3 separate regions of the Homo sapiens genome follow, and regions 1 and 2 are each linked to region 3. A link is a loop called in an ENCODE intact Hi-C map of the cell type or tissue named here. Cell type or tissue: ascending aorta. All regions are shown on one strand.

Region 1 (2,500 bases), 300 kb after region 3:
CCTGTTGTTTCTGAATGTTTATTCCTCCTTCCACTCTGTGTCTACAAAGTATTAAACACCCCTGGGCATCCTTTGGGGACACCTGCCCCCAAATGCAAAATTTCATCCACAATGCAACCAGCCTTATTTCTGCGAGCCCTCTATTTTCACAAAGAAGAGGAAATCTCTCTAGTTCTTTCTAAAGCACATGGCTTTAGGAGACTCCTTTAAGTTTGGAGAACTTTTCTCAAAGCCTCCAATGCATGAATTATATCTATGCCCCTAACCCCCATAGACATTCAACATTTCCTTCCCAGATCTTTCAAAAAGCAAAGCAAAGATCCTTACCTTTCCCAGCCAGAGTTAGACTGAGACAGCTGCCTGCCCTGCCAAGAGCAACCCAGACAGGGGGATGCAAATCACCACATTAGGGACCGTAAACAAAGTACTCAGCAAGGCTTAAACACAATTAAGGGACCGGAGACAATTTGGCAAGAGGAAATCCCTTAAATGCTGCTGGATTTTACTCTGTTGTCCTCCATGAAAATGTAACCCATATATATGTGTGTGTGTGTGTGTGTGTGTGTGTGTGTGTGTGTGTGTGTGTGTGTATACAGACAGAGACAGAGAGAAAGGGCATCAAGTTTGAGAAGAATATCTTCCTTCACTTTTCTCTTTTTATATCTTTATTCAGGCACTAATTTGCAAGGTTTTTCCTATCCAAAGCCCCCATTCTGATGCTCTCCCTCTGTGAATCAGAACCTGCAGAAAAGAATTCGTAATCTTTGCTCTACATTTCTAAGGGAGTATGGGGTTGGAAAGTGTGTATGTAGGGGAATGGGACCATAAACCATCCTCTTTCCCAATAACATGCAGGTAATAAAAGGAGTACAAGGAAGATTAGGATTAGTGGTGAGAATGGCATTTGGTGCCTGAGTGGACCCTCTCCCTAATGTCAGAGGAGTGGTCCTATTGGTGCTCTTCATTGGAGGATGTCAAGGCACCATAGAAATTATGTTATACTGAAAAATCACACCTCCGAGGTGACCTTCCACCAAAGGCATTGTAAACGGCAGAGCTGGGAACATTTGCTGTTCCAGAGAGAATGCCCCAAATTGCAAAAATCTCATTTTTTTTTCTTTAGAAACAAAATGAAAGACAAAGTTACTTAGGGGAGAGGGGTCTGGGAGTGGAGGAGGGCAGGGAGCATGGTGTGTACTATGACAAAGAGGTCATTTTGCCCATTTCCCTAAAGTGGAAGCCAAAGATTCAGGCTCTAAGGTTGCAAAAGGGGATGTTTTGATTTTCCTATTGAGTTTGTGCTGTTGAAGACCTGGCAATTTCTCCTCTGGGAACACATGAAGTTCGCATTTTGTGAAGCATGCCCCCATGTGCATTTGATTACTCGCCTGTCTTTATTTCCAATTTGCTTTTGCTTGGTGTGTTTGAGCTGGCTAATTTCCAGCAGCCTTGAGGATGCCAGTTCCTCTTGGCCTTCTGTCCAATCACCACATGCCTTTGATCTCAGTCATCACCCAGTCCAATTGGATGCAGGGAGATTTGGGAAGCTGGCCAGGTTTTCTCCTCTCTAATGCTTCTTTTAAGGGTGTGCCTGCATTTATGTTCTGAAATCATGGACATTTTGGAAAGTGATCTGTGCTTCTGTGTTCATTTTGGATAGCAGGTCATGTTATTATTCCTCCTTTTCTTTTTTTCTCCTCCAAAACACTTTTCTTTGAGGTCTAGGACATTAAATAGAGAGATCTGATAGTACCAAGAGGAACAATGAATGTGCCTTAGATATAAATCTGTATTTTACTAATTGGTGGTCAATTTCTAGGTATGGGAATCTCATAAGATCCATTTGAATATAGAAAGGGAAACATACATCTTTTAGATTCACATTACAATCCCCATTCTCTTACCCCATTTTGTTCTGAGTAACTATGAAAGGTCACATAAACATAAAAAAATAGAGCTGAGTAAATAATCTCTCACTTCAACAAGAACTAATTACCATTCTGGCCTCAGATGAGAAGAATTGATTTTCTTGTCTCAAAATCAGAATATACACCGAAACTCCTGCCATCCTGATACAACCCCATACATTTTGCATCGCATTTTATGTTTATGTACGTTATTCTTTGGAGGCCAAAGATGAGGAAGCCCGAAGTTCGAGAGTTACCTCAAAATGGGCTGACACTTTCTTTCCTAAGACAAATGCACACTCCTAGGGTCAGCCTCCCTTAGTGAGTGAGCTAAGGCTCACATATTCTGGGGCTTGCAGGAAACACACCATACTTGTTTTTTTTTCAGGGAGGAGAAGGGAAGGGATCACAATGACCTCACCCCTTTGCCACTCCTCCCTATACCTGATAGCATGGAGCCCTTTGGTGCTCGTTTACAGGAGAAATCTCCCCCTAGTCTCAGGTGCCAAATATCACTTGTCTTGGTCATAAAATTATGTACATAAACATTGTGTGGCACCCAGTCGACTCCTAATCGCTGTACAATTTCTAGG
Region 2 (2,500 bases), 330 kb after region 3:
GTATGTCTAGCCTAAACTTTTGTGCATTTAGTCTAGGAAAATTTCACATCCCTCTTTCCACACCTATAAAGCCAAACAGAACCAGGACTGACTTGAGGAAAGCAATTATTTATCTCTGCTGTGTCTAACTAAGCAAGCTGCCAAATGTGATCATTTGCCTGATTGGAAAATCACATAAATTAAGACTTTGCCATCAACTTTCTTTCAAGTAAGGAAAGAAAAGCATTTCAATATAGTAATGCAAAACAAGTGGAAATTGTTATTGAACATTTACTTGGACGGGCACTGTGGAAAATTATTCCTTGTCCAACCACCTCCTCAGCTGTAACTGGTAGCACAATTCTTGACCCATTTTACAGATTAGGAAACATGAGTTTCCAGAGTTTATTGGCACTCACGTGGCTGTTACATCGTTTTGATGTTCAAACGACCTACTTTATTCAAAGTCAGGTAGTACAGTCTGCTGGTGGGAAATACAGTATTACTCAAGGGACTTCAAAGGAACAAGAAGATGTTTGAGTTGCACAGTGAGCTAAATTATGCAAGTTGCAGAAATCCTAGGTGGATAGTACGACACCTTTCAGATCAGTTTCTACCCTCAAGGGTGGCAACAACCTTGTAGATCCATTATGGATTAGGTTTCTAAACTGTTTTGGTGTTATGAACCCCTAGAGTCTTCTGGGGAATCCAATGGACCTCGTCTCAGAATAATGTTTTACAATGTATAGCAGAAAGAAGAGAAATTATATTGAAATACACTTCTGGCATTTGACCCCTTAGGATTTTTCCAGCATTTCTACTCTGCCCACCTCTCCTCTCATGTCTACCAAAGAGACTTTCTCTACTTTATTCAGAAAGGTAAATGAGAGACACTCAAACAGGTCTGTAGGTTATGGGAGTAGCAGGGAGTATGGGATAGGCTACTGAGGAGCTGTTTTTGAGGTGACATCACTGTCTCCCTTCCTTTTTCCCTTCCCTCTGGAAGCCTCCTTACTTCTCCAGCTCTTCCTTCCTTCCCCACATCAAGTCCAATTTTTCTCCTTTTACTTCTTGTCTATCCTCCTCACTCCTTGCTCAGCCCCGCCCGCTTTTCTAGGCCCGCCCCTCCAGGGCCCCACCCTCAGGCCGCTCCTCCAGTCTAGGCCCCGCCTTCTCCTCAGTTTCCTGCCAATGACGCTGGGGCAGCCGGGGCAGCCGGGGCAGCCCGGTCACCCCGCCCCCAGGCCCACACTAAGGGTGTCCGCGGCCTGCCCTCCAGGCGGAGGAGCCCGGACTGCGGAAGGATGGAGCTGGCCGCCGGAAGCTTCTCGGAGGAGCAGTTCTGGGAGGCCTGCGCCGAGCTCCAGCAGCCCGCTCTGGCCGGGGCCGACTGGCAGCTCCTAGTGGAGACCTCGGGCATCAGCATCTACCGGCTGCTGGACAAGGTAGCGGCCAACCCGCTGGAGGACCGCGGGGCCTAGAATGCGCCGGGGTCGACCTCCCCGCAGGGAGTGCGGGGCGGCAGTCGCGGAAGGGACAGGGGCGCGTCTTCTCCGGCTCAGGAAGGAGCTCCGCCCGGACCCTGTCTCAAGCTCTGGAGCTAGCGCAGGGGCGGTGCCTCCAAGTGACTGCCGTGCAGATCCAGGGGAGTTGGAAGGTCACAGGAGTTCAGCCTCAGGTCAGGCCCGACGGGGCATGTAGTTAGAAGTTAATGACAGTTGAAACGTGGGTCAGCTGGTTCCTAGGCCCGTGCACACGTCTGCAAGGGACGTTGATCCTCACTCTCCAATGCGTGTCAGTGGCATATGGGGGCTGGGGTGGGGGAGGGGCGGTATCTTAGGGCTTGGATATAGGAGGAAAAGAAACAGAACTTTTCAAGGACTGGATGTGCAGGGTGGTGTCAGGGGTTGCCGAGAAGGGCCCTACTGTTTTAGTGACTCGTTTCTTTTGGTTGTTGCCCCTTCCTTCCAAGTTGCTCTTAATAAGTTGAGTCCGAATCTTCAGGCAGGAGTAAAGATGTAGGAGGAATGGGATTGGTTGTTGAAGTCTTTGGAATCAGGTAGCCATCCAGGTGGAAGGCATTGCCCCTGAGGCCTGTCATCCAAGGCTTGTCATCAGTTGCTTTGTGTAATAGTCGCAGCATGGCAAGTAGGTTAAAAGTCGCCTGCAGGTAATGTGGGTGAAACTGAAGTTTCCTAATACAGGACCAGGATATTATAGTGTTAGAGTTAGGAGGATACCTCATGCTCACCTGGTTAAACCCCAGGTTTCATAGGTGAAAGCAACAGGCCTCAAGGGTGAAGTCACTCCTGAAATGGCCCAGATAAGTGAATAGCAGAGGTGGGATTGGAGGGTTCATGATCTTGTGAATGTCAAACATGTGGTTGCCTTTTTAGGCACTTGCATTTTTGTTTACATCAAATATAGTGTTTTTATATTTTAAAACAGAAAACAAACGTTTGCAATATTTAGAAGTTGCTCACCTGTTAAACAGGAATGAAAACTCTGCCTGTCTCATTGC
Region 3 (2,500 bases):
CTTCCGGTGGCGCCTCCACGGTTCCTCCTCCTCGTTTCCTAACACCGGCGCCTCCACAGCAGGTCTCGCCACCCGAAAGCTAACATGCCCCTTCGCAGAGCCCAAAAATAGCACCGCCCTGGGACGTTCAGCTGGAGAACCAGCAAGGCCCCTACACGGCCAGGCAGGGCTAAGCTGGCGGAGCGTGCCTCAGTTTCCCTGTTGCTAGGGCCGTTCACAAAGCACCCAAAATGCCTAGCACCCCGCTTTACGACAAATCTCTCCGCAGGGCGCCACCCCGTTCCGCGCGCCCCGGGAGACCCCCACCCTGGAGGTAAAGGGATGGAGGCCAAAGCCAGGTCGGAGGACTCGGGGGCGGTGCCCGGGGCTGGGGTTCGGGTTCCCAGAGAGAGCCAGAGCCCAGCCTGTATGGGGGTCGGGAGGGTGAGCCCCAGGAGCAAAGGGATCCCCGGGAAGGAGGACAGGCTTGGAGTCCCGGGGCCGGGAATCCATCTGAGGTCCGCAGATCGCGAGGGGAGACCCGGGTGAGGCAGGAGCTCCCATCCTTGGAGGAAGGGGATCGCCCAGGGACAGCAGGGTGGGGAATCCCCAGGGAACTGATCCCTGGCCAAGGTGCGGGATCCACCCAGGATGAATCCAGGTGAGGAGCCGGGAGCCGTGCGCTTAACGGCGGGATTTGGGAACCCGCTTCTGACACGGGCAGCGGGACCGGGACGCCATCCCTCTCACCGCTGGAATCGATTCTTGAACCGCATTGATCCTCTGCTCCTCCTCGGGGGCCAGGAGCTCCGTCTCGTCAGCACCGGCGGCCGGGCGCGCGGCCCTCATGGGCTTGGGCTGCTCCGGAGGCCGCCTGCGTGTCCAGCGGAACCCTTCGGCCGGGTAGGGTCGGAGTGGGCCAGGCCGGGGGTCGGGACAGGGCTGGGGCCAGACCGGGCGGCTGGGGGCGGGAGGGAGGCCGCTTCAACGGCCCCAACACCTCCCGCCTCCCGCCTCCCGCCTCCCCGGCTCCTCCGCCCCGGGGCTCCTGCGCCCCGCCCCGGAGCCCGGCTCCGCCCCCGCCGGCTCTGTTCGCCTGCGTGCACCCGCGGTCGCCGGCGCGTCAGCGCGCCGGTCAGCCAATCGGCACCCCGAGCGGCGCGGCGGCTACGCTGCCATTCATTCCCGCCGGGCTCGGGCAGCGAGGCGGGGCCTCGCTGGGGAGGGGCGGGGCGAGGGGAAGGGGAGGAGCGCGGGAACGCGGCGCCCTTCTGTAAGAGACAAGTTGGAGAAGAGATCGAGGGAGGGAGAGAAGTGGTGAAGGAGGAGATGGACCAGGAAATCTTAAAAGCATTGTGAAGAAAATAGCAGCAAACAAGCAGCCCTACCTCATTCATTTTTTCTTCATCATTAATTTCTCCATCCCTCCTTTCATTTATTCCTTCATCATTTTGAGGGCCAGCTCCCGCGAGGCTATTGTGAGAGGATCCAGGGCAGAATGAAAAACCTGTCCTTGTCTGACCCTTGAGGGAGTTGAGATCTCTGAGCGTCTTCTAACTCTGAGATTCAGTGAGATCCACAAAAGGAGGAATCCTCTGCAAGGATCCTTTTATGTTATCCTCCAGTTTATTTTTTATTTTATTTTATTTTTATCCAGGCAGCTTTCAAATAAACGAGTTGACTTGAATCAGGGTCCTGTCGCTAAACCTAAACTCAGAGGGCTTCCTGGAAGAGAAGTTCAAATAAAAATGAATGAATGGGCCAGGTGCTGTGGTTCATGCCTGTAATCCCAGCACTTTGGGAAGCCAAGGTGGGCGGATCACCTGAGGTCAGGAGTTCGAGACCAGCCTGGCCAACTTGGTGAAACCTTGTCTCTACTAAAAATACAAAAATTAGCCGGGAGTGGTGGCGGGCTCCTGTAATCCCAGCTACTCGGGGGGCTGAGATGGGAGAATCACTTGAACTTGGGAGATAGAGGTTGCAGTGAGCCGAGATTGCACCACTGCATTCCAGCCTGGGTGACAGAGTGAGACTCTGTCTCTCTCTCTCTCTCTCACACACACACACATACACACAGAATGAATGAATGGGTGATTTGTCGAGCCTTTCCAGGATCACTGATGGAAGTTATATGTGTTCCCTTCCAGGTATCGTGTCCATACCCAGCCCCCAGCCTGCAGGCTAGAGACTCTGAAGTGGCATGAGGCCAGCCTGCTAGGAGTGCTCATTCGACCTACAGTAAAGCATTGGAAAGCCAGGGAATTCTGTCACCCATAATTCTAGTTCCCTTTCCTTGAACCTTCCAGAGAGGTGCTTTCCATGCTTCAATCTTCCCAAGAGCTCCTCCAGATGGGCATTATCCAACTTATTTTACAGATAAGGCTGAGGCTTATAGTGGTCAATAAACTTGCCAAAGGCAAAAGTAAGGCTCCTACCTACCTTTCGCTAACTTTAAAGACCCACCTCCTTTCAGTACGTCAGACTATCTCTCCCTGTTTTAAAGCAATACACTTCTCTAAAA

The links. A loop is a pair of places that touch in the nucleus more often than their neighbours do. Peaks named below come from ENCODE experiments on the same cell type or tissue, not always from the same donor. Only the 100,000 strongest peaks of a DNase experiment are listed, where the experiment ranks them.
Region 1: it touches region 3 in a loop (5-fold over the local background); 6 of 110 quality-filtered maps call a loop at or near these places.
Region 2: a loop joins it to region 3, with 4 times the contacts of the local background. A loop is called at or near these places in 17 of 110 quality-filtered maps.

What each region holds. Positions count from the first base shown.
Region 1 is chr17:55,725,161-55,727,660 of GRCh38, forward strand. It overlaps a transcript of TMEM100 not described here. Among named protein-coding and RNA genes, the nearest start is that of TMEM100, 3.5 kb to the left of the region's middle. In ascending aorta, no CTCF peak of the experiment used is centred here; a DNase peak (open chromatin) is centred at 1,511.
Region 2 is chr17:55,749,821-55,752,320 of GRCh38, forward strand. PCTP (phosphatidylcholine transfer protein) reads left to right here and starts at 1,231. Exons shown (of 6, transcript NM_021213.4): 1 at 1,231-1,424. The coding sequence starts at 1,284. RefSeq lists a silencer at 1,029-1,368. In ascending aorta, a CTCF peak has its summit at 1,368; a DNase peak (open chromatin) is centred at 1,211; H3K4me3 peaks cover 1,776 bases; H3K27ac peaks cover 1,270 bases.
Region 3 is chr17:55,420,941-55,423,440 of GRCh38, forward strand. It overlaps MMD (monocyte to macrophage differentiation associated), which reads right to left and starts at 895. Exons shown (of 7, transcript NM_012329.3): 1 at 730-895. The coding sequence starts at 755. RefSeq lists a silencer at 836-1,295. In ascending aorta, no CTCF peak of the experiment used is centred here; DNase peaks (open chromatin) are centred at 71 and 1,121; H3K4me3 peaks cover 1,740 bases; H3K27ac peaks cover 1,038 bases.